Regions from separate parts of the Mus musculus genome. Here region 2 is linked to region 1. Evidence: chromatin loops called from intact Hi-C (ENCODE). Cell type or tissue: heart. All regions are shown on one strand. Links, peaks and the distances in the headings refer to the core of each region. The heading gives the core; the rest is flanking DNA.

Region 1 (5,630 bases), core at 1,060-3,559:
CAGCATCCGGGAGTGAAAATGTTGCCATAACAACAAACCTAAATCACGTGGGACTGGCCCAGGGGATGGGCAGTGGGAGGAAAGGGCATGGAGATCCCAGGTAGGGAAGCTGGGACTCACACTGTGTGGTTGCAGAACAGTTAATGGCCTGTCTCTTAGAGTAGTTTGGAAGATGGGGGGCTATGCCCCTGGGGAGGTGTGAATCCCGAAAGCTCTTGGGTACCTCTTTGTGCTGTGCTGTGCTCTCTATAGTGTGCTAGTCTAAAAACATCCTGAACCCAGGGAAGGACTGTTCAAGATATGGGCAGAAAGGGAGGAACGTCATTAAAAAAAACAAAAACAAAAACAAAAAACCCTCTCTGGGCTAATTTTTTTTTTTAATTCGTCTGTGGGGATATCAGAGATTTCTATAGGGCTTGAATACCCATATATTCCCCAGGTCTAATTTCATAAAAGCTCTTTCTGTACCAACATATGATTTTGGTAAATACCACCTTTGGATATAAATAGAACTCTGGACCCACATGTTGGCTGAGTCTCCAGTGGCAGGATTGGGCTGCACTGAGTCACCTTCTCTCCAGATGTCTCATCCTGGAATCTGTGGCCTGGGTCTGCTGCCGGTGGAGAGCTGGACCCGAGGGACGCAGATTCCTCTGAGCTTTAACATCCACCACTTTCCCAGGACCACACAGCTAGTGAATGGGGGAATCAACTCCTGGGAAGCCAGCTCCCCTGGTTCTGGGAACTTGCCATTTAATGACCAGCAGTGCCTAGGGCCCCTGTTGCACCAGAGCCTGGCAATTAGAGAAAGTGTGTACATGTGTGAGTGTGCTCAGGATAGCTGAGTGTTGTCACCACGGAAGCTACATTCCTGTTCTTGGTAAGGGAAGCACTGCTGGCCAGAGAGCTGCCTGAGGGCACGTGAGCTTGTCCAGGAAAATCTTTACTGATGATACAGCTGGACTTGGAGACTCCCAGGGCTTGGCAGTGTTCACTCAGGAAATAGTTGTCAGCGCTGGGACTAGCAACAGCTGAGGCTCATATTTCTGCACAGAGGGCTCTGTCTCTCCCGATACCTCCCATGCATTCACTCAGTCTACTTGGTCTTCCACAAGCCTCTCATTGAACTCTGCTCATCCCCAAGAAAGGACACTGCCTGTTCCTTCCCCAGGCCCACCTTTCCATGTTTGGTGATACAGAGTCAGACTCAGGGACCAGAAAGCATGTGTGTGTGTGTGTGTGTGTGTGTGTGTGTGTGTTGGGGGCTTGATTCCCAGCGCAGACTCGCTGATTTAGCTTGTGACATGAACCTTGGCTGGCCCTGGGTTCCTCAGATCCTTTGCCCTACTCCCTGGAGGACCTATTCTTTCTTCATTATGAGTGGCATTCTCCAAGCTAGCCCGCCGAGGTTGCGTGTGAGCAGACACCAGACATTTAGATTCACGGCTGATCACAGATCGTCCATCACAGAGGCAAAGCGATTACCCTGAGAGAAGAAGCGCCCTGACCCCCTCCCTCCGACCCCAGGCTGCTTCAGACTTGCTGAATCCAACCCTCTAGGCTCCCCTTGTTTCCTCTCAGCTTCCTGATAGATTAACTTTACTCAAGTCAGTGTTCAGAGCTTGCAGTCAGCGTTTCCTGATGATGCAGACCGAAGCTGAGGCAGACAGTGGAACGGTCAGTATTTCTCAAAGCCTTCCTCTAAGCACCATAGCGCAGGACACACATAGACTGTGCTGGCCCCACAGTCCCGGGGCTGCTGAGAGGCGGCGGAGAGACGAAATGGTGCAGACCCCTCAGCCGGCACTCCACTCTTGTTAGGTGAGAAACCCCTAACGGCTAATTCAGTTGGCACTCAGAAGCCTTGCTCAACTATCCTCTCATCTCTCTTCAATATAAGATTGAGAAATGGCCTGGGTTGTCTTTTTCTGGTTGTAGCTCAGATCATTGTTAACAGTCAATTAATCAACACTTTTCCTAACAGAGCTTTGGGATTGGTGTTTCCCCCTCTCCCAAGCCGAAGTCAGATTAACGCGGCATCTTTTAGAAATTGAACAGTGATTTAGCCCATTACTAACTTGTGTTTGGCAGATGAATGTCTCCAAGAAACTCTTAAGGACATTAAAAACAATCTTACACACACGTTAGGGAAGCCATGACTCCAGGTGGAAAGAATTTACTTAAAACTCCCACAGCGTAGATAGGATGACTTGATGCTGCCTCTGCCTGTCTCCTTAGCCTTGGTCTCCTTCTGTCTAACCTAGTAGCTAAGACTCTGTAACCCTCACCTGGGGTGGTTCTGCCTTGTTTAGGTGGTGCCAGCTCTAGCCAAATGGGTATTATGGTCCTGCTCTGCCCCCTGGTGGATGCTCATGCCCTGATGCTCTGGGTGCTGGCAGTTTGGCTGGGACTTTCAAGCTGGTAGCCGTGGGTGTGTTGGAGCCTAGCCTAGTGGCATGGCTTCTAGTTTCTGGAGAAATGACTGTTTCAGCATGCCGAGACACACTGTAGCTGTTGCAGGTCTTGTTTACTCACGGTATATACACTTGTTACTAATTAATTTACAACTGTCAACTGAGACACCTGAATTTTCCCTGCTGAAATGATGAAGGATGGGCACAGCCTTTGCTCCAGCCTCAAAGGATGATTAGACCCACAGATAGATGTCCACAGTCCTGGGCATGATGGGAGCCCTAGATAAATGGGAAAATGCTGTAGTTTGGATATAGAAGGTCCCCATGTTTAAAGGCTTGGTCCCCCAGTCCATGGCACTATGGACAGACAGTCCCTAATCCTGTTATCAGGTGAGCCCAGGCCTTTCCTTGGCCCTGAATCTCTACAAGGCAACAAGACTGGCAGCTCAAGAAGATCTCTTAAGGGGCAGAGCCTCCTGAGAGGAGTTGCTGGTTGGAGCTATAGTTGGGTAGGAAGGTCTGCTGACTCTAGACCCCCTTAGCTGACCCTCGTGTGCCCTGCTTATTTATGAACACCTCCTCTGGGTTGTCTGTGAGCTGAGCTTGGGGGTATCCAAGGGCGAGGTTGGGTATCCTGGACCAGATGAGCCATTCGATCCCAGTCCCCAAGGCAGTTGGAGGGGCCATTCTGACAGGGTTCCAACAATGACAACACACAGTGTCCACAGGGAAGGACAGGGTAAGAAATACCCAGGTATGGGTATTGACATTGAAGAACTTGGTGCTCATAATTCCTGGCTCTCAGTGGCCCAGTAATGGGCTAGGTGGTACAAGACAACGGAAGAGGCCCCCCTCATGGGTGGAAACTCCTTATGGGGGTAGGAAGAAATCTGGCTTTGCTTTACTAGTCTGGCCCCTGGGGCACAGGCTAGGCCCCCATTCTCTCAGGATGGGGTTTCCACCCTGTCTGAGCCCCCTAGGAGGGAGCGGGCGGGTACTCAGAGGCGGAAGGGAGGAAATGCTTCTCTGGCCCAGCCTCATAATTAGACCCTTCAATTGCAATTACTTTTGCAATTAGCTCAGCTGGTAATTGGAACTGGAGGTGGTAATTTCTGTCCTTCACGGAAGCTCCCTTTGAATTGGGCTTTACTTATCTGTCCAGGATGCTGGGTAGTGCTCTGGGGAGCACTCAACTCTTGGGAGCAGCTCAGAGAGCACAGCCTTGGGCTTGGCACAGTAGGAGGTACGGGGATTCTTCTGAGTCCTCGAAGATGGGACCTGAGGTGTGGTGAACAGGAGCCTCACAGGCTTCTTAGCAAAGGGCGATTCTGAGCTTAAGTTTTGTAGAGCTTGGAAAAGCAACATCCTAACCACCCCCATAACCGGAAGTCATGAGCTGAGCCAGTGCAGGTAGGCAGGCTCTCCAACAGCCCATACTTCTGGTGTTTGTGTCCTGGTATAACTAGCTCTCTGAGTGCAGGATGGTGTGGTGATCCTTGCTTTGGATCATTTGAACATGACAAAGGTTTCTATGATATTTGTCACCAGGGTTTATGTGTCAGAAGGTTTAATCTCCAAGATCATGGGTCAACGGTATTTGGAGGCTGGGAACTTGGGGGGCAAACATGGTTGAGTGAAACAGGAGGGTGGGCAGGAGGGTGGGTAGGAGGGTGGGCAGGAGAATGGGCAAGAGGGTAGGCAGGAGGGTGGGCAGGAAGGTGGGCAGGAGGGTGGAGAAGAAGGTGGGCAGGAGGGTGGACAGGAAGGTAGGCAGGAGAGTGGACAGGAAGGTGGGCAGGAGGGTGGGCAGAAGGGTGGACAGGAAGTTGGGCAGGAGAGTGGATAGGAGGGTGGGCAAGAGGATGGGCAGGAAGATGGGTAGGAGGGCGGACAGGAGGGTAGGCCTCTCTGTCCTTATTACAGCTTTCTGAGGAGAGATGGGCTGAGCTGAGAGACTTGCTCGCTCTTGTTGTGTGATACCCTCTATTAAGGTCCTTCCTGCTCTCTAGTGTCCTGCTCTCCCACTCCCCACTCTCTCTGGTACCTTGAGCAAATACCCTCACAGTCTCCATGAATCACCTAGGTGTGTGTTGACTGAGACAAAGGCTATAGAGAAGAAAAGACCTCTCTGCCATTTTATTTTATTCCCAGGAACATGGAAAACCCTTCTGTGTCTCTAGTTAATAGAACCATAAAGATTTCTGCTTTCTGAGCAAGCAGTCCTGCAGATTCTTGCCACAGGCTCCTTTAATTCAGTACAGACATAGTCTGTTTGGAGGGGGCGGTAGCTGCTGCAGCCCGAGCTCCTGACACACTGGCTGCAGGCTGGTTTCATGGACACCGTCCTGGGTTTGGTGACTTTGTTAAATGGGGCTTACATAACGCAGGAAAACATGTTTACTGGCTTCTTACTTGCTGCTGAGCAGCAGGTGGAGAGATGTACAGGACAAGGCATGGGGACATGGACTTGGAGCGTTGGGTGTGCCTCTCCATGGGGGTCTGCATGAACTCAGGGGTCTGGGGATTCAACAAACGTGTCTTTTTGGGTTTTATGGATAGTTTGTTACTCCTGCATGATTGAGTACTTCCTGAACCATCAATGAAAACTTAACCTCCTGTCTCTTCCCCTTCCCCAGATGTTGGGGGAAGGGACTGAGAGTCATACCTTGGTCTTTTTAGTGACTAGTACCTATGCTGAAGCCAGGCCACGGTTTCTGGATACCAGTCCTTTATTAGCATGCAAAAGATATCCTTGTTACTCCCCCAAGTCCAAGGGTTTCATTCAGGTGCTGCAAGCAGCTGATATTTTAACCAGCTGGTAATGTGCAACTGAGTTCAAAACGGAGAAGGTCATTTTGGATGGGCTAGGAAACATTATCCTGCGTTGATAAGGTGAAGCAAGCTCTCCCGAGCCAGCAAGTCCCTGAAGAAAGAGTCCTTGCCAAATGTCCAGCCCCGGGATTTGTTAGACCTGGAAATGTCCTGTGTTTGTTGACTGTGAAAAGGTTATTGACTTTAAATGATGTGATTTTGGAAGCGAATGTTTATTAGCAAAGCTTTACGGGGAAGGCACTGGATGCGTCGCTTGCTTATTTTATTCTTTCTTTGTTCTTGGTAATAATGGCCACTCCTGTTTTCCAGATGGTGAAATCAGGTGCATATGGATGGGTAACAGACCTCCAAGGCTCTCGTAGAACCTAGCTCGGAGTCAGAACA
Region 2 (5,630 bases), core at 1,751-4,250, 72 kb before region 1:
AGTTCCTATTCCTGCCGCTGGGGGCATGAGATGCAAGACAGGTAAAAGGATGACGCAACCACCAAAGGTGGGAAAGGGCCCCAGCCCAGAGCAGCCTGATCTCTTGGCACCGCTGCATCCTGGGCCTTTCCCAGAGAGTCTGTGGTGTGTGTGACCCTATCTTTCAGTAACTGCGTTTGGATTCTAACTCGGGAAAGGACCCACCTTCACAGGCTGCTGGTCTGCAAATTCTCCCCCTCTGCTCTGGAACCAGATGGCTGACCGACAATCCCTGTCTACCGCAGCTTTTGTCTTTATCCTCTATGGTCCTGAGTACCGTCCAAAGTAATCCTATTTATTCTGTCCATCTGCTTGTTTATTGTCTGTCTCTCCCACTGTGAGAGACTCAATGGCAGGGACTCTGTGGGTCTTTCAGTGTCTAGCCCGGCACCTGGAGATGCTCACAGAATGGCTAGGCAAATTAGTGAATGGGAGGACGGGTGGATGGGTGGGGCGGGGATTGGATGTGCTTGGAGGTGGAGTTGATGAAGCATTTCACCGAGTAGGGCTCCAAAAATAAAGGCATCCGAGCTGTGAGACGAGAACCCTTGAGAAGAGAAAAGGCCCTTCCTTCTAGGGCTAATTGCTTGCTCTGAGCTGAAGTACAGCAGCTGCTGGGAGACCAGACACAGGGAGGTCCCTAGGGAGGAATGCAAACCCAACCCCCGGGACACCTGCTCTCTGGCAGAGAGGAAACCCGCTAGGGGCTGGCTGTCGGCTGTAAAGGCAAAGGCATTCTAATGTCACTACTTAGAGATGAGGGAGCCCCAGCACTGGATTGGGCAGGATGAGGGGCACCGGTCCTAGAACTTGTGGAGGAACATGAGCGACTGTGTGCCAAGAATCCCCAGGGGGTACTGCTGGACACTTCTTTCGTTTTGTTTGTTTGTTTCTTTTTTGAGACAGTGTTTCTCTGTGTAGCCCTGGCTGTCCTGGAACTCACTCTGTAGACCAGGCTGGCCTGGAACTCAGAAATCCGCCTGCCTCTGCCTCCCAAGTGCTGGGGTTAAAGGCGTGGGCCACCACTGCCTGGCTTGGACCTTCTTTTGTTTGCTTGTTTGTGTGTTAAGTCCATCTCCCCCTCATCCCCCACCAGCCTTCTCACCACAGCTCAGAGGAAGACTACCAAAGCAGATAAAGAACCCGGAGCCCAGGGAGCTAAAGGGATAAGCCAAGGTTCAGTTGTACAACTGTAGCCTAGACGGGACTTGATCCACTTGATCTAAATGGATAGGCACCCAACATGACACCAGGGTGGGCTGCTCATCTCTGCCAGGATTTTCGGTGTGAGGGGAGCCAAGAAGGGAGAGCAAATAGGTAAAATTACTGTCCAGCAAAATAGGGGTGATGATGTTTTTGGAATCATTCTTTGTTCTTCTTTCTCTCTTCTAATTCTTCCTGGGCCTGCCTGTTTTCATCTGAGATTGGCATAAAAATGGACACAAGGCCCCCACACATAGACTCCATTCCCATCTCCAACTGTATTGGCAAATCACCCCTACCTGTGAGATGCTGATAACAATTCTGAACCCTTAAGGCAGAGCAAGAATTCACGGAGGAAGTGGGTGCAATGTACCAACAGCCTAAGTGATGCTGAGTGAATTGGCCATAGACCCAGGCCACTCCACCTGAGACGAAATGTGGATCTTGCCCTCGTCCCGCCAGGGGCTTGAACCCTTCATGAAAGAGGGCAGAGGAATATAATCTAGCAATGAGAAAGAATCTTAGCTCTAATAGTGAGCGAATGAAGTCAGAGGCTTGAGTTCAATTTTGGCGTGACTTCACTGATATGAAATTCGAAACCAAATCAAGTGCTCCTAGGAGGTTAGCCGTTGAGGCGGTGGTTCCTTTCGTGGGGCAGGTAGGGGCTGTGAAGTGGAGAAATGGGGCTGTCTGTGGTAGCGTCCCTTCCTGGTTTGAGTGGGTTGTATCGGTACAGTCCGGTGTGGAACTCCATGGAACGCTTTGCGAATGCAGGAGAGCAGTTGAACTAGCTTCCTGTGTGGAAGGCGTGGTTCCCAAGGAGGCGTGGCTTAAAGACCGGGTTTTGAGAGGGAACAGGCTCATGAGAACTCTGTCTATACCAGCGGAGTAAGTCACTGATGGTTTAGAGCTGGAGGACAAGTCTCCCGAGGTATATCCTGTAAGAGTCTGTCCATTTCCTCTGTCCCTGCTTTCTGGCTGACCGGTGGCAAGCAGTTCTTCCTCTGTCTACTCTGCCATGGCGTTACTCCTGCATCAAGTCTAACAGCCACAGAGCCAATCACCCACGGAACGAAACTTCGGAAACCTTGATTTAAAATAAATCTTTCCTATTTTACAAAACAAATTCGTCTTAGCTTATATGTATGCGTGTTTGGTGTGCACATATGTGCAGTACACACGGAGGTCAGAAAAGGGCATTGTACACATCCCTCCGACCCAGAACTGGAGTAACAGGCAGTTGTGAGCCTCCATGTGGGTGCTGGGAATTGAACCTGGGTCCTCTACAAGAGCAGCAATATGCTCTTAATCCCTGAGCCACCCCTGCAGCTTTTTCTTCCTTTTTGAGCTGATCTTTGGTGTTTTGTGACAGCGATAGAAGCTGACTAACATAGTCATATTTCAAGATTTTTTTCTGAAAAATAATCTAAAAAACAAGGATTAAATAACTCCATCTATGGTTTGATCTTAGCTTGGGACGGGACGGGACGGGACGGGGTGGGGGGGGGGGGTGTTTCAGCTTTGTGGCTATTCACGTCTTAAACAGCAGGGGGCAGTAGGTAGGCCTTCCACACACCAGGCTGTTCGCCACCCTCTGCTTTCGCCTCTCCTTTCCTGAGTACTTCTCCCCTGGGGGTCCATATGCTCCCTTGCAAGCTCCCATGGCCCTATCACATACCTTCATTTATCTCTGCAGTTCTCACGTGGGTTATGATCGATATCCTGCTAGTTCCCCAGCATCAGGACCAGTGACAGATCCATTTCTATGTCCCCATGTTGAATTTGCTATGTAGGCCAAGATAGCCTTGAATTCAGAGATCTGCCTGCCTTAGCCTCCTGAGTGTTGGATTAAGGGTGTGTGCGACTAGATCCAGTTTAGAAAACCATTATTATTTTAGGCTCCTATTTGCCTTACCAGGGAGTCCATTATTTAATTCAGGTAGAGCCTTCTTTGCTGTCCTGTGATACACTTTCTAGAAATTTCTATTTTCCAGGATAAATGACCCTAATTTACATATTTATACCCTCTGTCTGTCTGTCTGTCTGTCTGTCTGTTGGTCTGTGTGTGTGTGTGTGTGTGTGTGTGTGTGTGTGTGTGTGTTTGTGAAGCACAAATGGCTTCATAGCCCCTCTCTTGATCCATCACCTCCATCCTTACCACACTTAGTTCATAAGAACAACTTCTGGAGGCCAAGGTGGTGATTGGTCAGGGGGAGGGGCAGAGTCTTTTTCCTTAAACCTCATTCCCTGGGGACACCAGATCCTCTCATTACACAGAGAGCAGGATATTGGAGGTGGGGGTAGGAAGCTCTTATTCCTTTCAGCAGAGATATGCAAATGAGAACTGGCTGACAGCACTTAGGAATTTCTGTTGGGACCCTAGACTCACTGCCTCCAGACGCAGTGGAAGAGAACTGACCTCAGCGGAGGCCTTAGGGTGCACTGGCCCTTTAAGAGCACAGTCTCATAGACTGCAAAGACTGTTCTCGCCTGGTCTTCCTACCTTTTAGGACGCCCTACATTAAACACGCAAATGAAGAGCTGCTTCCACATCGTGACTATGAGGAACCCATTGCTATGTGAGGATATTGGATCCTTGCCTGAGACACTCTGGGAATTTAAGGTCACCTCTGGAGCCCCAGACACTGTCTGCAGGTCATGGTCCTTGTACAGGCTCAGTGAATATATGCTTTCACCAATTTCTCCATCTCGAATAGCGAGGAGGCTAATGAGACTACTCTGGCCATTGGCTGAGGTGAGACTCAATGGCTATGACTTCCAGGCTGAGGTGTTTAAGGGGAACAGGTGGGCTCTCTGCTCCTTCCCCTGCTGCATATGACGCGAAGCTAGTCTGCCTCCCAGAGTTGCCACTTGGAAGGAAACTCTCCTCGTTTCCCAGGTGATATCATGTGAAGGAGAAATGACCACTACTCTGTCAAACCACACACAACCAGCCTTTATTGGTCACCACAGTGCAATCTAGCCATCATCCACAAGTAGCCCCTCCTCTGTCACTGCCACAATACCATAGTAGGCTAGCATAACCCAGCACAGTGACCCCTCGGAGCCTGCAGCCCAAGAGAAGCAGACAAGAAGCAATGAGTGTTTAGAACAGAGAGGGTCGCTATTGTGACAGGAGGTGAATGGGGCCTGTGGATGTCCAAAGAAGGGTGACAAGGCAGAGGGAAGGGGAGAGCATAGACTTTCTACAGGAAGTGATATGTCAGCTGAGTTATAGTGGAAAAACAAGTGAATTTAGCAGCAACCAGCTGGTAGATATTGTTCAGTCAGCACAATATTAATATGTTTTTTGTTAATTTGATAATATTTAAGAACGAGTTTCTCGTAGACGTCTGGATTTGACATTTCACTTTAAAATGAATATAACAGAATGACTAAGACCCAACCAAAACAAAACTTGATTTCCTGGTTCTCAAGTGCCAGCTTTGAATATGACAATGTCAAGAGACTGGACATACCATTTGGATTTCCTCAGCCATGTGCTTCTTGGACCTTCAGCAGTGAGGTCAAGAGTCACTGGTTCAACTTCCTTATCTTCCCTAGAGCTCCAATCTAGAAGATTCTGGAAGTCTGAGGGGGTCAGGAGCCCATGCCCTGACCCCTGATTGGTATGGTAACCATGGTCCAAGCCAAACTGAGCACAAGGAGACCCCAGGGACCGTCCTCGAGAGTCAGGCAGAGAGAATCTCATTGTTGGGGCTTCCTTGGCTCTTCGGAAGGGACCACTACTAGCTTGGGCTTTCTGGAGTGCCTCCTTCTTTCCTTTGGTCTCAGCTCTTTCTCAGTGTGAAGTGCTGCCATGCTGCCGGGTCTAGCTTTCATGCTTTCTCTTGGCCAAGAGTACACAGCCAGGCCTACTGGGCTCCCCGGAGACTGTGACTCCCAAGCTCAGCTGTGACTGATGCATCCCACAGGAGGCCTCAAAGTTGCCGTCTCAGCTCCTCTTCCAGAGCATGGCTGTTTCTTTGACTTCTAATCTTGCTGGGCCTGGCAGCTAGTCTTCCCACTGAGCCCACGGGCATCTAACAGCTTCTGGGAACCCACTTTGTAGAGACCCGCACACCTTGCATCTGATGCTTATTATCAACATAGCTGAGTTTATACAAGACCCTTTGAGGGCTGATGTGAACCGTTTGGGGTCGTACCTCATTCTTCAGAATGCTAAGCTCGCTCAGGCTACCTCTTCCTGACCCCAGCTCCCTCTTAGGGGACCCCGCAGTCATTCTTTTTAAGATTAGCTTTGCTAGATACCAGCAGCCTGAGATCTGTTCCAGCCCTAACTTCTAGCTATGGTCCAGGCCCTACTGACTGTCAGCCAAGCTGCTCTCTTGGTCCTTAAACCTCTGGCTCAATCAGGAAACCGTAGG

What was found. A loop is a pair of places that touch in the nucleus more often than their neighbours do. Peaks named below come from ENCODE experiments on the same cell type or tissue, not always from the same donor. Only the 100,000 strongest peaks of a DNase experiment are listed, where the experiment ranks them.
Region 2: a loop joins it to region 1, with 6 times the contacts of the local background. A loop is called at or near these places in 16 of 42 quality-filtered maps.

Annotation. Positions count from the first base shown.
Region 1 is chr13:54,244,485-54,250,114 of GRCm38, reverse strand. No RefSeq gene overlaps it. Among named protein-coding and RNA genes, the nearest start is that of Gm16578, 24 kb to the right of the region's middle. In heart, for the core only: a CTCF peak has its summit at 2,361 (motif pointing left); a DNase peak (open chromatin) is centred at 2,374; H3K27ac peaks cover 573 bases; H3K27me3 peaks cover 923 bases.
Region 2 is chr13:54,317,607-54,323,236 of GRCm38, reverse strand. All of the region lies in intron 2 of LOC115488208 (a long non-coding RNA gene), which reads left to right. It also overlaps a transcript of Cplx2 not described here. Among named protein-coding and RNA genes, the nearest start is that of Gm52068, 14 kb to the left of the region's middle. In heart, for the core only: CTCF peaks have their summits at 2,623 and 2,824 (motif pointing right); no DNase peak of the experiment used is centred there.